Regions from separate parts of the Homo sapiens genome. Here region 2 is linked to region 1. Evidence: chromatin loops called from intact Hi-C (ENCODE). Cell type or tissue: IMR-90. All regions are shown on one strand. Each heading gives the region's core, and the rest is flanking DNA. Links, peaks and the distances in the headings are about the cores only. Region 1 has its middle 52 kb from the start of SLFN5. Region 2 holds the start of SLC35G3 (solute carrier family 35 member G3).

Region 1 (12,317 bases), core at 5,367-7,866:
GCTGGAGAGAGTGGAAGATCTTGTACAACAGTTGTTTCAACCCATTCTATGGAAATCTTTATTCAACAAGAAAGAATGAGGGAGTTAATGAATACGGGAATATAAGAGACAAATAACTTACGGACTGAATTGTGTTCCCCCAAAATTCGCATGTTGAAGGTTTTAGGGAACTAATTAAGGTTAAATGAGGTCATAAGAGTGGGTCCCTAATCTGATAAAACTGGGGCTTTTATAAGAATAGGAAGAGACACCAGAGATCAGAGATTCCGCACCCCCAACCCCAAAGTGCACAGAGAAAAGGCCATGTGAGGAAACAGTGAGAAGGTGGCCATCTACTAACCAGAAAGACAGCCCTCACCAGAAACCAAATTTGTCATCATCTTGATCATGGACTTCTTGCCTCCCTAACTGTGAGAAAATAAATGTCTATTGTTTAAGCCAGCCAGCCTATGGTATTCGACGACAGCCCAAGTAACCTACTACAATAACCAAGGATCAAAGAAGAAATCACAAAGGAAATTAGAAAATTCTTTGAGATGAATAAAAACTAAAACACAATGTACTAACATTAATGGGATGCAGCTAAAGCAATGCTTATAGGGAAATTTATAGCTGTAAATGTCTATATTTAAAAAGAAGAAAGGTCTCAAATCAATAACCTAAACATCCACCTTAAGAAACTAGGAAAACAAGAGCAAACTAAACCTAGAGCAAGCAGAAGGAAGAAAATAACAGACCAGTGCAGTAATAAGTGAAACTGAGAACAGGAATAGAGGAAATTAATGAAACTGAAAGTTGTTTCTTTGAAAAGATCGAGGAAATTAATGAAACTGAAAGTTGTTTCTTTGAAAAGATCAAGGAAATTGACAGTCTTTTAGCTAGACTGACCAAGAAAAGAGATGACACTCAAATTACTAAAATCAGGAATAAAAAAAGGGGCATAATGAATGACATTATGGAAATAAAAAAGAATATAAGGGAATATTATGAACACTTGTACAGCAAAAAAAATCAGATAATATAGATGAAAGCAACAAATTCCTAGAAAGATACAAACTATTGAAACTCACTCAAGAAGAAATAAAAATCTGAATAGACCTATAACAAGTAGAGAGATTGAATTATTAATAACTAGGGGGAAAATGCCCAACAAACTTCCCACAAAGAAAAGCACAGATGGCTTCCCTGGTGAATTTCATCAGACCTTAAAAAAGAATTAACACCAATTATTCATAAATTTTTCTTAAAAACAGAAGAAAATGGAATACTTTCCAACTCATTCTATGTAGCCAATATTACTCTGATACTAAAGACAGACAAAGATATCACAAGAAAATAAAATTACAGACCAATATACCTTGCGAATATACATGCAAAAATCCTGAACAAAATACTATCAAACCAAAGACAGCAACATATAAAAAGGAGTATAAGTCATGACCAATTGAGATTTATCCCAGGAATGTAAGGTTGGGCTTGACATACAAAATCAATGTAATACATCATATTAATAGAATAAAAGACAAAAACCCCATGATCACATCAATATATACAGAAAAAAACTTGACAAAATACAGTGTCCTTTCATGATAAAAACACTAAACAACTAGGAATAGAAGAACATCTCCTCAACTTGATAAAGGCCATCTACTAAAACTCCACAACCACACCAAACTTAATGGTGAAAAACTAAATACTTTCCCTCTGAGATCAAGAACAAGACTATAATTTCTGCTCTCGCCACTTCCATTCAACATGGTACTGGAAGTTCTAGCCAGGATAATTTGGCAAGAAAAGAAAATAAAAGACACCTAGAGTGAAATAAAAGAAGTAAAACTATCTCTATTTGCATATGATATGATATAAAAACTAAAGTATCCAGTTGGAAACTATTATAATGAATAAATGAGTTAAATAAGGTGCAAGATGCAAGATCTGGTTACAAAAATCAGTTGTATTTCTGTGTAATAGCAATACAAAATTTGAAAATAAAATTTAGAAAACAATTCCATTTATGAAAACATCAAAAATAATAAAATACTTAGGAATAAGAGAAATGTAAGATTTGTCCATCAGCCGAGCGTGGTGACTCATCCCTGTGTTCCCAGAACTTTGGGAGGTCGAGGTGGGTGGATCGTTTGAGCCCAGGAGTTTGAAATCAGCTTGGGCAATATTACAAAATTCCGTATCTGCAGAAAATACAAAAAAATTAGCCAGACATGGTGGCGCATGCCTGTAGTACCAGCTACTTGGGAGGCTGAGATGGGAGGATCACTCGAGCCTAGGAGGTTGAGGCTGCAGTGAGCCGTGATCACATCACTACACTCCAGTCTGGGCAACAGAGTGAGACCCTGTCTCAAAAAAAAAAACTGTCCATTGAAAACTATGAGATATCATTTAAAGGAATTAAGCAAATGGAAAAATATTCCATGTTCATGAATTGGAAGGTTTAATTTTGTCATGATGGCAATACTCTCCAAATGGATCTATAGAGTCAATGTAATCTCTTTCAAAATTCCAGCTTCTCTTTTTGCAGAAATTGATAACATGATCCTAAAATTCATATGGAAATCAGGGGATCCATAATAGTCAAAATAATCTTGAAAGAGAACAAATTTAGAGGATTCACTCTTCTTGATTCAAAAATTTAAAGCAGTGTGGTATTGCATGAGGGTAGACACATAAATCAATGGAATAGAACTGAAAGTCCAGAAATAAATACATTTATGATCAACTGATTGTTGACAAGAGCGTCAGGTTAATTCCATGTGAAAAAGACTAGTCTTATCAACAAATAGTGCTGAGACAACTGGATATCCACATGCAAAAGAATCAAGTTAGACCTATATCTCATATTGTACACAAGAAAATAACTCAAACTGACTCATAGGCTTACTTGTAAGAGCTAAAATTATAAAGCTCTTAGAATAAAACATAGGAGCAAATCTTTGTTAGCTTGGATGAGGCAATGATTTGTTAGATATGACAGGAAAAGCACAAGACGGGAAAAAAGATGAACTGTACTGCATTAAAATTCAAATTTTTTGTGTGTTTCAAGGGACATCATTAAGAAAGTGAAAAGATAGCCAGGTGCAGTGGCTCAAGCCTGTAATCCCAACACTTTGGAAGACTGAGGTGGAAAGATTGCTTGAAGCCAGGAATTTAAGACCAGCGTGGGCAACATAGAAAGACCTTGTCTCCATAAAAAATAAAAATTAAAAATTATCTGGATGAGGCTGTGCACACCTGAAGTCCTGGCTACTCAGGAGGCTGAGGTAGGAAGATCTTGAGGAGTTAGAGGCTGCAGTGAGATATGATTGCACCATCGCACTCCAACTTGGGTGATAGAGACCCTGTCTCTAAGAAAACAAAACAAAACAAAGAACCAGTGCTTCAAAAAGTTATATGACTCAGCAAGGAAAGCAAAACCATATGTCCTCAGAAAAATTTGTACACAAAAATTCATAGCAGCATTATTCATAACAGTCTGAAGTGGAAACAATCCAAACATCAATCAACTGATGAATGGATGAGCAAAATGTGGTACACAATGAAATTCTCCCATACAAAAAGGTGAAGTACTGATACGTGCTACGACAGATAAACTGTGAAAACATTATGCTAAGTAAGTGAAAGAGGCCAGACACATATTGTATGTATTTATTTATATAAAACATCCAGAAAAGGCAAATCCATAGGAACAGAAGTTAGATTAGTGGTTGCCAGGGACTGAAGGTAGGGAAAGGGAGATTGAGGAGTGACTGCTCTGGGTATGGGGGTTTCTTGTTGGGGTACTGAACGTGTTCTGGAATTAGATAGTGAAGATGGATGCACGACTCTATGAAAATACTAAAAATCCCAGAGTTGTATACTTTAAAAGAGTGAACTTAATAGTATGTAAATTGTATCTCAATACAGCTGTTATTATAAATAAATAAATATGCTTTGTTTCTCAAAAAGCATTTTTTTTGTTGTTGTTTGTTTATTTTTTTTTAGCAGTGGGGCTGTGGACCTGGGTCCAGAGTATGGAATGATGCAGGTTGGAGGGGCCATCCCACGCACGCTAGTAAAGTTAGTGAACATGAATGAAACATGGAAGTGTATGTGTCTTGATTATGGTCTTCACTCTGGGATCTGAGAGAAACACACAGCTCCTCAGTGGTTCAGACTTGCAAATAATTTATCTTGAGTCTTATCAGCTTACAGCCACCTAAAACACGAAGCTATGCTAATGTTCCCTGTGATAGCCTTGTTTGGGTTTAGAAAATTCTTATGTGGCCAGTTGGGATCTGAGGTATAAATCTACTCTTAAATAAACAGCAGGAATTGCCTTTAAAGACTTGCTCCAAGACAAATGAAGAATTTGTGGCTTACCTGATGTAGTTGTGACTATGAAGATCATGGAAAAGATTAAGAATGTGCTTTACTGTGGCAACATTCTTGGCATTTGTGGAAATTTGCTTTTGAGTAAATTTATTAGGTAAGCAATTTGACTGCGATGATAGCAAATAAATATTATTACTTATTTGCTATCCATTTCATTTTCCTAAATAACTTAGAGAGGGATTCTTTCTGGTTTCATTGGTAAAAGTAATGTTACATATTCTCAATACATTGCAGTTTAGTATTTAACTTTGCTTCTTTGTTAACTGGGAAAGCATGACTTGGTTTCTAAAAATTTTAACAGAATGAAAAACATCTGCCAGGCAGTGATACAAAAATTCTTCATGAATCATCTCAATAGATGCAGAAAAAGCATTTGATAAAAGTCAGCACCCTTTCATGATACAAATCTTCAACAAACTTCAGAAGAACTACCTTAAAATAATAAAGGCCCTATACAACAAACCCACAGCCAGCATCATACTGAATAGGAAAAAGTTGCAAGCATTCCCTCTAAGAACTGGAGCAAGACAAGGATGTTCATTCTCACCACTCCTATTCAACATAGTGCTGAACTCATAGGGCAATCAGGCAAGAGAAAGAAATAAAAGGTATCCAACTTGGAAAAGAGGAAGTCAAATTATCTCTGTTCACTGGCAATATAACCTTATATCTAGAAATTGCTAAAGACTTCTCCAAAAAGCTCTAGATCTGATAAATGAATTCAGTAAAGTTTCACAATACGAAATCAGTGTACAAAAGTCATTAGCATTTCTCTGCATTAATAATGATCAAGCAGAGAACCAAATCAAGAAGGCAATCCCATTTAACATAGCTACAAAAAATGAAGTAAAATAAAATAAAATGCCCAGGAATATATTTAACCAAGGAGATAAAAGATCTTTACAAGGAAAACTACAAAACACTGATGAAAGCAGTTGTAGATGACACAAACAAATGGAAAAGCATCTTATTCTCATGGATCAGAAGAATTAATGTCATTAACATGACCATACTGCACAAAGCAATCTACAGATTCAATGCAATATCTATCAAAATACCAATGTTGTTTTTCGCAGAGTTGGAAAAAAACAATCTTAAAATTCACTTGGAACCAAAAAAGAGCCCAAATGGCTAAAGCAATCCTAAGCAAAAAGAACAAACTCGGAAGCAACACATTACCTGATCTCAAACTATACTACAAGGCTATGGTAAGCAAAACACCATGGTACTGGTACAAAAATAGACATATAGATTAATGGAACAGAGAACTCAGAAATAAAGCCACACACATACAGCCAACTGATCTTTGGCAAAGTTGACAAAAACATACACTGGGGAAAGGATCCCCTTTTCAATAAATGATGGTGGGGAAATTGGATTGCCACATCCAGAAGAATGCAACTGGACTCCTATCTCTCACGATATACAAGATGGATTAAAGACTCAATTATAAGACGTGAAACTATAAAAATTCTAGAAGAAAACCTAGGTAAAACTCTTGTGGACATTGATCTAGGCAACGAATTTATGACTAAGGCCTCAAAATCACAAGCAACAAAAACAAAAATAGACAAATGGGACTTAAACTAAAAAGCTTCTGCACAGAAAAAAAAATCAATAGAGTGAACAGACCTGCAGAATGGGAGAAAATATTTGCAAACTATCCATTCAACCATTCAACAGGGGACTGGCATCCAGAATTTGTGAAAAACTCAAACTTCAACAACAATAACAGCAACAACAACAAAAGTGGGCAAAGGATTTGAATAGACATTTTTTTAAAGAAGACATACAAATGACCAACAAGCATATAAAAAAATTTTCAGCATCACTAATTGTCAGATAAATGCAAATGAAAACCACAATGAGATATCATCTTACATGAGTCCGAATGGTTATTACTAAAAAGTCAAAAAATAACATATGTTGGCAAAGATGCAGGTCACATTTCTGACCCCTCCAAGAGCAGCTGAAACAACTGTTGCACAGAACCTTCAACTCTTTCCAGCCTCCAGGGTGAGACACAACTGTATATTCTAAAGGGTGATAACTGATTGGAAGGCTTTCCATCTAAGAAGTTTCATACACAGGCTCCTACCCCAGCCTGTGTATGAAACTAGTAGATCTAAGTGCTGGGAGTCCAGAGGCAGACATGACAGGAAAGTTCTGGAATATGTGAACAAACATGAGTACACGGAATGGCAGAGCATGAAAAGGGATAATAGGGTTGTAAAGCAAGGCAGTACAACAGAAAGGCTCTCGGTATCTGTGAATGTGTGTCTGTCTGGTTTGTCTGTCTGGTAAGAGGAGTTGGTACATTAGACTGGGAAGTCAGGGAGGCCTCAGTGAGCAAAAAGCTGCCATGTGAAACCCTAGGGCAGGTTCTTCTCAGTCTTGACATTCACACTGTGATTGAGTGTGGATATGAAGGATGGGACGGGCGGGGCGGGCATTGTGTCAGGTCTTGGAGAGGCCAAGAGAGGCAGAGGCAGGGGCAGGGTAGAAAAACAGAATCAGAGCAAACATTGTCAGTTGCAAATTATCACTTTTGCAACACTGAATTTTCTTGTTTTTCTCCCCTTTCCCTTTCCTTGGCTGGTTAGTTAATATATTTTTATAGCGCCCTTTTCTTTCCTTTGCATGATTGTGAAATCTTGCTGTTTACCTCTACTTTTAACACCATCCTTGTAAAGTCCCACAGTCCTCACAGTGGTCAGGCTGCATCAGCATAATGGAAAAAACAATATTTCTCCTTGATTTAACTTTGGAGAGAGTCTGACAGAAGGAGTGAGTGCTCTCAAATGCCTTCAGTTCTGCTGAGTCCTTAGGAGTCCAGTTAGGCCTTCCTGGGCCATCACTGCTTGAAGCCCAATTATGTGATTTGTCACATCTTCCTCTAGACTATACTCATGCCTAAAGAATCTCCATCCTTGAAACTCCCATTTCCTGCGTTAATTTCCAGGAAATGGACTCCCTTCAAGGATCCTCAGAAAGAATCTAAAAAAGGGTCCTTGAAGGCAGTTAATTTCTGGTTAAATAAAACATCTGCCATCTTTTCAGAATATAGACTTTTCCTTCTTACCATAAAAAACGTGAGCTTGTTCTGGGCAGTGATTTCTTTGCTAGGTCCCAAAAGTACAGGCAATGAAAACAATAATAGACAAATGGTATTGCATCAAACAAAAAAAACTACTGCACAGCAAAGGAAATAATTAACAGAGTGAAGATACAGTCCACGGATTGGGAGAACATATTTGCAAATTATACAGCATAAAATGGGCTAATATCCAAAATATACAAGGTATTCAAATGACTCAATCGAAAGAAACAAATAACTTGATTAAAAACTGGGCAAACAATGTGAATACACATTTTTCAAAATACACACAAATGGCCAATAGATATTTGGAAAAATGCTCAATATTACTGATCAGGGAAATGTAAATAAAACCACAATAATATATCACCTCATGCTGTTAGATTGACTATTACAAAAAAGATGAATGAAAACAAGTGTTGGAGAGGATGAGGAAAAAAGAAAACTCTTGTACACTGTTGGAGGAAATGTAAATTAGTACAGTCATTGATATGGTTTGGCTGTGTCCCCATCCAAATCTGAGCTTGAATTGTATCTCCCGGAATTCCCACATGTTATGGGAGGGACCCAGGGAGAGGTAGTTTAATGATGGAGGCCGTCTTTTCCCATGCTATTCTCATGATAGTGAATAAGTCTCATGAGATCTGATGGGATTATCAGGGGTTTCCTCATTTGCTTCTAGCTCATTTTCTCTTGCCACCACCATGTAAGAAGTGCCTTCACTTCCCGCCATGATTCTGAGATTTCCCCAGCCATGTGGAACTGTCCCAATAAACCTCCTTTTCTTCCCAGTCTTGGGTATGTCTTTATCAGCAGCATGAAAACAGACTAATATAGTAAATTGTTACCAGTAGAGGGGTATTGCTGAAAAGATACCAGAAAATGTGAAAGTGATTTTGGAGCTGGGTAACAGGCAGAAGTTGGAACAGTTTGGAAGCCCCAGAGGAAGACAGGAAAATGTGGGAAAGTTTGGAACTTCCTAGAGACTTGTTGAATGGCTTTGACCAAAATGCTGATAGTGATATGGACAATAAGGTCTAGGCTGAGGTGGTCTCAGATGGAGATGAGGAGCTTGTTGGGAACTGGAGTAAAGGTGGATCTTGTTATGTTTTAGCAAAGAGGCTGGTGGCATTTTGCCCCTGCCCTAGAAATTTGTAAAACTTTGAACTTGAGAAAGATGATTTAGGGTATCTGGTGGAAGAAATTTCTAAGCAGCAAAGCATTCAAGAGGTGACTTGTTAAAGGCATTCAATTTCATAACAGAAGCAGAGCATAAAAGTTTGGAAAGTTTGCAACCTGACTATGCAATAGAAAAGAAAACCCCATTTTCTGGGGAGAAATTCAAGCCAGCTGCAGAAATTTGCATAAGCAGTGAGGAGCCTACTGTTAATCCCCAAGACCATGGGGAAAATGTCTTTAGGCCATGTCAGAGACCTTCACAGCAGCCCCTCCCATCACAGGTCTGGAGGCCCAGGAGGAAAAAGTAGTTTCCTGGGCTGGACAGAGGATCCCTGTGCTGTGTGCAGCCTAGGGACTTTGACAGAACAGGAGCATCACCATCTTGGACAAACACCACCATTCTAAAGTTCCCCTTAATCAAAAACCACCTAAATCCACAGGGCATCAGCCTAAAGGCTAAGGCCAGCATGACCATAAACCATAAATGACATCTCTGACCAGAAACATTTCAACCATAAGATAAACCCCTCCCCAGAGAGATGTCAGCCCCAAGACAACCTCCCCTCCTACCAGAGACATTCCAAACCCACAATAAACTTCTTCCCCACAAAGAAACATTCCAAGCCTATGATAAGCTCTCTCACCCTAAAATCAACAAATACGCTTAATCTGTAAGAGAGTGTGCTCCTGACCAAAATCAGCCAGAAGCCCCTCTCAGGTTTATTCTCCAAAATAAACCTGTCTTTGACTGGTGAGTCACTTTTCGTGTTTCTTTCCTCTTTCTTTAACTCTTACATTTGCTGCCAAAACTCAGGATGGGTGCTGGGGGTAGAGGTTCTCCTGCAACCCAAAAAGCAGTGGACAGCAGCTGCTCATCCTGCTGGATCCTGAGAGTCTCTGGCCACCCATCTTGTCTTGTCTCTCACTTCACTTTTCTAGCAATTTGTCTGAGGAGGACAACTAACCTGAAGGGGACTGTGAGGCTCAGGCTGGGGCAAATCTCCAGTGAACCCTCAAAGCCCTCAGGTCTTAGGAATCCACCTCTGGCTGCCCACAATGGGTATTTTGCTCTCTTCCCTCCTCCCTCATCCTCTTCTCTCTCTCTCTCTCTCTCTCTCTCTCTCTCTGTCTCTCTCTCCCTCTCTTCCTTGTGAAGCTCTAGTCCAAGGGGCCCTTTGCCAATTCCAATCAGAACATCCAACATCGGACACTAATCCAGCTGACTAGTAAGATCTGCCCTCTCCTGACTTTCTCACAGCACCTGGGAGAGTCAGGTCAGCTGTCCCGGTCCTCAGAGGACCAGTGGGACTAAGCTAGAAGAAATCTTGGAGATGCCCAGTTTCTTCGCAGCTTGATCATCCTCTTTATAAAGAGGATTCCAGGTTTCTGTCTTTTATCTGTGGATGCCTAGAACAAAAACAGACACCTTCAGCTTCCTCTTACCAGTCCACATGGGTGCCAAACAATCCCACTTTCCTAAGTCCTCTCCATTGGGCTGTCTCCTTCACAATGTTGCTAAGCTTGGCTTAAAGGAAGCATAAAGCCAAAGAGTATGCTTTTTTATTGCAACATGGCCTGGCCCCAATACAAATTAGATAATGACAGCTGGTAGCCTGAAAATGGCACCTTTGACTTTCAAATTCTCAGGGACCTTGACAACTTTATAACTAGGAACAGCAAATGGCAGGAGGTTCCCTATATTCAGGCTTTCTTTTACTTTAGATCCCAACCCTCCCTGTGTCAAACTTGCACCCCTCATGAAGTCTTTCTTCTTAATGATAACCTTCCCCAGGTCTCTCCTTTCTCTGAAACTCCTTCCTCCAAAACCCCTTTGACCCTGCAGATGAACCCCCTCCATATTCTTATCCCCCTGCATCTGCTCCTCAACCTATCTGAATCCTCCACTTCAGTGACGCCTCCTGCCCGCAAGCTTTCAGCTCCAAACCCTGCTCCTTCTCCTTCTCCATCTGTTACCCATTCAAAAACTGCTCCAACCAGTCAAACCACCCTGCCATTCTCCGTCTCCAGGAAGTGGCTGCGGTTGAAGGCATTGCTCCCATTCATGCCCTTTCTCCACATCTGATTTGTCGCAGATCAAACAGTGCCTGGGATCTTTCTCTGAAAATCCCCCTGACTAGTGCAGGGAATTCCTGCACATAACCCAATCCTTTAATTTAACATGGCATATTTATATAATTCTAACCTCCACCCTCACCCCTGATGAAAAACAGCTCTCAATTTAATTAAAATGAATATTCAAGCTATGAGTATATTCAAAAGGCCTTTATGTTTTTCTCTTCATAAATCTTGTTTTCCTGGAAAAGGTTTTTTTCCCCAGTCAACTGAATTACTTTTCTCCACTCTGTCTTACCACTCTTGGTGCATATATGAAAAATCCCAAAATGACTTCTGGTGGCCTGGGACTCCTTGGGAAAACAGAAAAGCTGCCACAAATCCCGTTTTGGGAAAAAATCTGTTTTCCTTATGGAACCCCTGGAATTAAAGATGAATAAGTACCTCTCAAAATCTGTCTTTGTCTTCCAGCTATGCTTGTTTATTAGGCCCTGGAAACTGTTTTCATAGCCCTGTTCTTAAAGGGTCTCACCCAAAGGCCAGTGATCCAATTGGGAAAGGGGCAAAAAAAAAAAAAATTCTAATTACTGGATCTTCTTCTGGTTGTCTGTGTGGCTATGTATGTGTTATGTGTGCAATGCCTATTTAAAAAGCTCTAATTAATTGACCTAAGAAAAATAAGCACTTAAATCAAATATTTTTAACAGAAAAGTAAAAGCTGTGGGACCTTTCAGTTCATGTGACTTTAATCTTTAAAACTTACTAGTACAGTAAGATTAGAAATGTCTTAAAAGTTTCCAGCATACATTTTTGTTTGCATTTATTAATCAAGCAATTTCATAGTTATCTCTGCCAAATACTATAAGATGTGAAAATTTTGCATAGAGGCCACAAAACTATAACTCAGCCCAAACAGAATAATCTTTGCTTCTGTAATTTTTTAATCAATGAAACATTAATATTGGTTTAATAAAGATAGCTACATCTTGAACTATTTAGTGAAATACCCTAACTTCTAATCTTGATATTAAAGAAAAAAGAATTTATGGCCAGGCACAGTGGCTCACGCTTGTAATCCCAGCACTTTGGGAGGCCGAGGCAGGTGGATCACGAGGTCAGGAGATTGAGACCATCCTGGCTAACATGGTGAAACCCCGTCTCTACTAAAAATACAAAAAATTAGCCAGGTGTGGTGGCAGGTGCCCATAGTCCCAGCTACTCGGGAGGCTGAGGCAGGAGAATGGCATGAACCCAGGAGGCAGAGATTGCAGTGAGCTGAGATCGCGCCACTGCACTCCAGCCTGGGTGACAGAGCAAGACTCTGTCTCAAAAAAAAAAAAAGAAAAGGAAAATTTATATAAAAAAGAATCTTATATGGTAAATTCTTGTCCTAAAGTAAATTAACTGGTTGTTTAAGGAGAGGGATGTTTACAAGTCAGAAAGTCAAGGCATGTCAGAGATTGTCTGTGTAAGTCATGAAAAATTTTATAAAAGGGAGAGTATGGACAAGATGGATGAATAGGAACAGCTCTAGTCTGCAGCTCCCAGTGAGATCAGAGCAGAAGTCAGGTGATTTCTGCAT
Region 2 (8,185 bases), core at 5,331-7,830, 100 kb before region 1:
TTGACCTCTGTCAAATTCTTCTTTCCTGCTTTCCTCATATGTGGGCTTGAGTGGGTGTATTTAGCTCCTTTAAAGGAAACTCTTTCACAGGCAGGGCCACACTCTTACTCGTTTTGATCTCATGAGGTTACATCTGCCAGTGGCGTTCAGGGCCAGTTAGATAAAGTTCATCTTGTTTGGATTGGAGAGACTTTTTTTTTTTTTTTTTTTGAGACAGGGTCTTGCTCTGTAACCTAGGCTCAAGTGCAGTGCAGTGGTGCAGTCATGGCTCACCGCAGCCTTGGTCTCCTGGGCTCAAGTGATCTTTCTACTTCAGCCTCCTCAATAGCTGGGACTACAGGCACACACCACCACCCCCAGGTAATTAAAAAATTTTTTTTTGTAGAGACAGGGTCTCACTATGTTGCCCAGTCTGGGAGACCACATTCTTTAACATGAATATTTTGTAAATAGTCCAAGAAGATCTAGAGGAAAGCTGAATTCCTTCATCTGATTTTTGCCACTGGGCTGCCTCCCATTGTCTGGCTAAGTCTTCATGGGAGGCCTTTAAGAAAAGCTGTGACAAATACCTTTGTTTCCCACTGCCTAGGTTACATAAGTAGTTGGCTTTTCCAGCCTAGACTCTTATATTGTTGCTTGTAAGAGGGCCCTTCTTTGCAGATTTCTTTTTTTTTTCATCTATGCTTTCAAATAGGCAGATGCTAGCCTGAGATCATCTCTTTATTGAGGTAGTTTGCCCAAAAACAGCAAGGAACAGCCAATACCTGCCAACTTTCTAGGTTTTTCCAACCAATTCTCTTACAGAAAATCTATAAATATCTTAGAGGTATGTTTCTTAGTTTCCCAACATATAATGGGAAAATTCATCATTTATATTATTACTTTTAACTGAAGTATGTTGTTATCAGAGAACTTGGTCTGTGTCATATTAATCCTTTGCCATTTGAGAAGCATACAGTTTTAAAGTTTATATCTCCAAAAGGATATTTTGTAAAAATTTAACCCCTTTGACTCTTAGTCTTCTCATTTGTGAAAGGTAAATAATAAAGAATTTCTGTTCCTAGTAAGAGTAACTTGTGGCAAAACAATACCATGACATACAAAAATTGAAAAACTGGGCAAAACTTAAACAATCTGTTTAAGGCACCGAGAGCCATTAAGGCAGTGAGACCAACAAAAAGGGAAGCACCAAGGAGGAAGCTTAACTTTTTGGTAAAGTTGATTCCATTTGGGATGTTTGCCAATTTGTTAGCAGAGGTTGTGAGTCACAGAGGTTTAAGTGTCTGAGACACCATTTACTAAACTGTTAAAAGAAGAAATAGAAAATTTGAATAGTATGATACCTATTGGAGAAATTACGTTTGTAATAACAACAACGATGGTAAGGAAAGCCTTCCCACAAAGAAAACTCAGGCCCATTTAGTTTCACTGGTGAATTCTACAGGCATTTAAGAAAGAAACAATGCCATTCTTTTGTTTTCTTTTGTTTTTCGAGACAGGGTCTCACTCTGTCACCCAGGCTGGAGTGCAGTGGCGTGATCACGGCTCACTGCAGCTTCAACCTCCTGGGCTCAAGCGATCCTCCCACTCAGTCTCCTGAGTAGCTGATATTCACTGTTAGTCCTCCAACTTAATGTTTTTTTCTTTTCCTTTTTAAAAACTTTTTTTTTATATAGAAATGGAGATTCACTATGATATTATAGGTGCATCAAGTATTTTTATTTTTTATTTTTTGTAAAGACCAGGCTGGTCTTGAACTCCTGGGCTCAAATAATCCTCTCACCTCAGCCTCGCAAAGCGTTGGGATTACAGGTGTGTGCCACCGCGTCTGGCCAAAACAGTACCAGTCTTATGCAAACCCTTCCAAAGAAGATAAAAGAAAGGACACTTTCAGCTCTTTTTATGAGGATAGCTTGATAGCAAAACTTAACAAAGACATATAGGAAAATTGTAGACCAGTATCTTTTATGACTATAGGTACAAAATCCTTTACTAAATACTAGCACCCCAAATCCACCAATATATAAAAAGATAACACATTAATCAAGTTATGTTTATTCTAAGAACAATAAGTTGGTTAATATGAGACTATCAACCAATATAATGTACTACATCAACAGAATAAAGAATAAAATAATGACTATCTCAATAGACGTAAGAAAAGTTTTTGATAAAATTCAGTAACAATTCATGATAAAACTCTTCAGTAAACTAAAAATAGAAAGAAGCTTCCTTAATGTGATAAAGTTTATCTGTATAAAATCTATAGCCACTGTGATATTTAATTATCCCGAGATTAAGAATGAGATAACAGTACTTGCTATTACCAATTGTATTCAACTTTGTACCGAAGAGCGTAGCTAGTACAAAAAGGCAAGAAAAGGCAATGAAAATCATAAAATTGGCCAAACGTGACAGCTGTTACAATGGCAGGTTACAGGTTAGCCAAGCGGGAGGCAGACATGTGTTTCAGGGGAGGGGAAGGCTATTTCCACCATATGCAAGTGGATGCTGCATTGGACACTGATGGGCAGAACCATCATGCTGGAAAATAATTTTTTATTTTCATGACAGCCTACCATTGAATTTACAATTCTGATATTAATGAAATATCTCTATAAAGGGTTGAAGTGTCTTCCTGCAACAATTGCCAAGGAACAAAATTGTCAATTTATTAATGAAACATGACGTGTGTTGAACAAGACAAGCTGGGTCAAGCATTTGAGGATGCTTTTGAGGCACTGAGGCAACATTCAACTGGAGATCTTTAGTACTCGCCAGATTACAAAAATTACCTGGCTTTAATCAATTATTGTCCTCACGTCAAAGGAAATTCCAGCTGCTATGGAGTGTTGCCTACAGAGGAACCTCTCTGTAATTGGAGAACGGTAATCAACAGTGCTGCGGACTTCTATTTTGAAGGAAACATTCATCAGTCTCTGCAGAACATAACTGAAAACCAGCTGGTACAACCCACTATTCTCCAGCAAAAGTGGGGAAAAGGCAGGAAGAAGCTTAGACTGTTTGAATACCTTCACGAATCCCTGTGTAATCCGGAGATGGCACCTTGTATTCAGTGGGTAGATAAAATCAAAGGCATCTTTCCGTTTGTATCAAAAAACAAAGGAAAACTTGCCGAGCTTTGGCGGAAAAGAAAAGGCCGTTGGAAGACCATGACTTATCAGAAAATGGCCAGGGCACTGAGAAATTATGGAAGAAGTGAGGAAATTACCAAAATCCGGAGGAAGCTGACTTACCAGTTCAGTTAGGCCACTCTCCAAAGACTCTCTCCATCTTATTTCTTGGGGAAAGAGATCTTTCCCCAAGTGTGTTAAACCTGATCAGGAATATCTCAGTTTAAATAACTGGAATGCAAATTATAATTATACATATGCCAATTACCATGAGCTAAATCACCATGATTGCTAAATATACTCTCATATTTCATGGTTTCCTGGCATTGGAAGTCCCTACAGTTTTAAGGATTTCTCACTCTCTGTCTCTTTTTTCCTTCCTCTGAAGGAGTTTAGGATTTTTCTCTTAAAGCAAACACTAAAGAGAAAAAAAACCAAGTAACTTTATTTGCTGCTTTTATCAAAGAGCATGTAATCTATACTAACTCAGTGGGAAATTCTGCCAATGAGCAGCTTTTTTTTTAATACTCTATGAAGATTCAATGAAAAACTTTATTGTTTCAAATGATTAAGTCCATTTGAAACTATAGACTAAATGTCCTTGCTCTGCTCTTACTATTCTCTCTAATTTTTTTATTTTATTATTTTTTAAAAGAGGTCTCAGCCAAGACAATTTTAAATTTTTATGGATTTAGGAGTACAAGTGCAGTTTTGTTGCATGGATACATTGCGTAGTGGTAAAGCATATTGCATAGCATCCTCATCATCAGAATAGTGAACATTGTACCCAATAGGTAGGATTTCATCCCTCATCCCCCACCCATCTGCCCACCTTTTGGAGCCTCCGGTGTCTATTACTCCACTCTGTATGTCCATTGCTAAGCCCCCAACTATACTCATTTTATTTTATTTTAAAACTTGTTTTCTTTTTCTGCATACTTCAATGGATGCAAACTCTTTTCATTTTTTCTTTTCCTTTCACAGACAGTGACTTCATTTTTTTTTTTTTTTTTTGCTGCTAACTCCCAAGCACAACACAGTGACTTATGTTTTTAATTTTTTTAAGAGGCAAAGCCTACCTCTGAAGCTCCTTTTTTTTTTCTTTTCCTACTTCAATAAGCTGGTCTACATTCTTACTCTTCTCTATGCAACCACTTTCTTCTAGATTAACAGTGCTAGTACAGATGATTTGATTTATACATTGATTTCAGCATTTTCTTTTCATGTACTCAGGTGAGGAAAATCACTCTTTTATATCCAATGACTTTACAAAAAATCATTTACAAAGAAGTGACTGCATATGATAAAATATTTGTGCCAAAATAAATTCATGGCTTTTAAAATGTCATAGAAATGTCTATTCAGGTATCTTTTTTTTTTTTTTTCACATTCACTGTAATCCTTGTTTGATGTCAATGTCACGTCACCACCCCAAGCGGGGGGCACAAGCACGAGGAAAGGAAACCTTCCCCGTGAGGGGAGGGGTGGGGAGGCACGCTTCCCTCCCCCAGCGCAGCTGCTGGCTCTGTCTTTGCCGGAACACTCCAGCCCCAATGCTCTTCTCTTTGCTGCTGAGTGAAGTCCTCCCCATGGCCCACGGCCTCCCTGCCTCAGCCCTTTGGATCTGCTCCTCAGACTTTACCCCTTAGTTATGCCCTGATTCTAGGACCCAGCCTGGACTCCACATCCCTTGGTCCCAGGCTGGCCCCAGGTCTTCCACGTAGTCCCTCTCCACCAAGTCCCCAAGTCACCCTTGACTCTGAGAGGTATCCCTCTCCCACACCAGTTCTTTTCCAGTCACTTCTCCTCCCATGTTTGTCTTCAGTCTTTGCCTTTATTTATCCCTGTCCCTCCCAACCCCCGGGCTCCCAAGTTCTATCTCACTCCTCCACCCTCCCTGTCCTCTCACAGCTGAGGTTCTGGGCTGTAATGATGGCAATGCTGCCCAGCACAACCCCTGCCGCCACGATGTCAGAAGGTGCCACAGTCTCATGGAGCATATAATACTGCAGTATAAGGGCCACAACCACCTCGGAATGTAGGACAGCGCACACCAGGGCAGGGTGGGCCTTGGTGACCGCATAGCCCACACATGTGAAGGAGACCAAGGCGAGGATCCCCACTGCCCCCACACAACTCCAACTCAGGAGGTCACTGGGCAACACGGGGGCCTGCAGCACAAAGAGGCCTGGCACAGAGCCCAGCAGCCCCACCAAGCCAGATAGGAAGGCCACTGTTGGGAGGCAGGGGGGAAAGTGCAGAGAACGATAGACCAGAAGCCTCAGGGACAGCGCCAGGCCTCCCAGGAAAGCCTCCACATAGCCCAGGGCGGTGTAGACACCCGTGGTCCCCTCCTGTAGTGTCCAGAGTCCAGGTCCCACAATGATGATTAGTCCTAGGATGCAGCCCAACAGTCCACACCAGTCGTAGCCACTGAGACCCTGGCTCTCAAGGCAGAGAGTGAGGACGGCGGAGCAGACGGTGGAAGAACCTTTGCGAACAGTGGCAGCGTTGCCAGCGGGCACCACCTGAACCGCACTGTAGGCACATCCAATGCTGAGGATGTTGAGCAGGGCACAGAAGAAGGCCCGGCTTCGGATGTCAGGAGTTCCCAGAAGGGGGTCGCCACGCAGTTTAAGTAGCAGGGCAATAGGGAGGTGGAAGAGGCATCGCCAGATGAGCAGCTCCAGCGAGGGCAGGTTGGAAGCCTGGTAAGCCATACGAGAAAGGGGGCCCACGAAGCCAGCAGGCAGGCCCCCACCCAGCAGGGCCACCAGCAGGCCACTGGTGGCATCAGAGGGCTGGCAGCGCTGGTACCAGCGGAGGCTGGGTGGAGCGGAGGGCGGCGATGGGTGTGTGGAGTCAGGCTGGTTGAAATAGGGGTGACTGCCAGCCATCTTTCCTTGGACTTTCTCCTCTCCTCCTGGCTCAGGGAGCCTGGGCCCCTCAGAGCTCCAGCCATTGTGACCTCATTGGAGTGGGGGTGGGATTCTTCCCTGGAACTCTCCTGAGGTGGTAGCACGCCTATTTTCCCACTGAGTCCAACTCTGCTTCTTTTCTTTCTTTTTTTGTTTTTTGTTTTTTTTTATTGATCATTCTTGGGTGTTTCTCGCAGAGGGGGATTTGGCAGGGTCATAGGACAATAGTGGAGGGAAGGTCAGCAGATAAACAAGTGAACAAAGGTCTCTGGTTTTCCTAGGCAGAGGACCCTGCGGCCTTCTGCAGTGTTTGTGTCCCTGGGTACTTGAGATTAGGGAGTGGTGATGACTCTTAACGAGCATGCTGCCTTCAAGCATCTGTTTAACAAAGCACATCTTGCACCGCCCTTAATCCATTTAACCCTGAGTGGACACAGCACATGCCCCAGAGAGCACAGGGCTGGGGGCAAGGTCACAGATCAACAGCATCCCAAGGCAGAAGAACCCTTCCCAGTACAGAACAAAATGAAGTCTCCCATGTCTACTTCTTTCTACACAGACACAGCAACAATCTGATTTCTCTATCTTTTCCCCACCTTTCCCCCTTTTCTATTCCACAAAACCACCACCGTCATCATGGCCCGTTCTCAATGAGCTGTTGGGTACACCTCCCAGACGGGGTGGTGGCCGGGCAGAGGGGCTCCTCACTTCCCAGAAGGGGCGGCCGGGCAGCGGTGCCCCCCACCTCCCGGACGGGGCAGCGGCCGGGCGGGGGCTGACCCCCCACCTCCCTCCCAGACGGGGCAGCTTGCCCGGCGGGGGCTGCCCCCCACCTCCCTCCTGGACGGGGCGGCTGCCGGGCAGAGAAGCTCCTCACTTCCCAGACGGGGCGGCTGCCGGGTGGAGGGGCTCCTCACTTCTCAGACGGGGCGGCTGCCGGGCGGAGGGGCTCCTCACTTCTCAGATGGGGCAGCTGCGGGGCGGAGGGGCTCCTCACTTCTCAGATGGGGCGGCCGGGCAGAGACGCTCCTCACCTCCCAGATGGGGTCGCGGCCAGGCAGAGGCGCTCCCCACATCTCAGACGATGGGCCCCCGGGCAGAGACGCTCCTCACTTCCTAGACGGGATGGCGGCCGGGAAGAGGCGCTCCTCACTTCCTAGATGGGATGGCGGCCGGGAAGAGGCGCTCCTCACTTCCCAGACTGGGCAGCCGGGCAGAGGGGCTCCTCACATCCCAGACAATGGGCGGCCAGGCGGAGACGCTCCTCACTTCCCAGGCGGGGTGGCGGCTGGGCAGAGGCTGCAATCTCGGCACTTTGGGAGGCCAAGGCAGGCGGCTGGGAGGTGGAGGTTGTAGCTAGCCGAGATCACGCCACTGCTCTCCAGCCTGGGCAACATTGAGCACTGAGTGAATGAGACTCCGTCTGCAATCCCGGCACCTCGGGAGGCCGAGGTTGGCAGATCACTCGTGGTTAGGAGCTGGAGACCAGCCTGGCCAACACAGCGAAACCCCGTCTCCACCAAAAAAATACGAAAACCAGTCAGGCGTGGCGGTGCGCACCTGCAATCGCAGGCTGAGGCAGGAGAATCAGGCAGGGAGGTTGCAGTGAGCCGAGATGGCAGCAGTACAGTCCAGCTTCGGCTCCGCATCAGAGGGAGACCGTGGAAAGACAGGGAAACGGAGACCGTGGGGAGAGGGAGAGGGAGAGGGAGAGCTCAGGTATCTTATACATTGTTTTCTTTCCTTCTCTTCTTTTGATCTTACCCACTTTTTTTTACAACTTAAAGCTTTTTTTTTTTTTTTTTTTTTTGAGACAGGGTCTCGCTCTCTCACCCAGGCTCAAGTGCAGTGACACAAACATGGCTCAAGCCCAGCTAATTTTTTTTTTTTTTTTGTAGAGACAGTGTTTTATTATGTTGCCCAGGCTAGTCTTGAACTCCTGGGCTCAGGCAATCTGCCCACCTTGGCCTTCGAAAGTGCTGGGATTACAGGTGTGAGTGACCAGACTGGTCCCAAAACTTTTTTAATGTTTAAATTTTACCACTATACTAAGGAGGAGTTACCCATCTTTTAATTGCCTTTTTTTCTTCTTATTAGGGAGGGGTAAGGAAGAAGACTTGGTCAGCAGAAAGC

Evidence for each region. Hi-C counts contacts between places; a loop is a spot of excess contacts. Peaks named below come from ENCODE experiments on the same cell type or tissue, not always from the same donor. Only the 100,000 strongest peaks of a DNase experiment are listed, where the experiment ranks them.
Region 2: it touches region 1 in a loop (2.1-fold over the local background); 2 of 110 quality-filtered maps call a loop at or near these places.

The regions. Positions count from the first base shown.
Region 1 is chr17:35,288,617-35,300,933 of GRCh38, forward strand. No RefSeq gene overlaps it. Among named protein-coding and RNA genes, the nearest start is that of SLFN5, 52 kb to the left of the region's middle. In IMR-90, for the core only: no CTCF peak of the experiment used is centred there; no DNase peak of the experiment used is centred there.
Region 2 is chr17:35,188,277-35,196,461 of GRCh38, forward strand. SLC35G3 (solute carrier family 35 member G3) reads right to left here and starts at 6,117. Exons shown (of 1, transcript NM_152462.2): 1 at 4,244-6,117. The coding sequence starts at 6,031. The coding sequence ends at 5,015. It overlaps UNC45B (unc-45 myosin chaperone B), which reads left to right. Exons shown (of 20, transcript NM_001267052.2): 20 at 1-1,067. It also overlaps the pseudogene SPICP2. In IMR-90, for the core only: no CTCF peak of the experiment used is centred there; no DNase peak of the experiment used is centred there.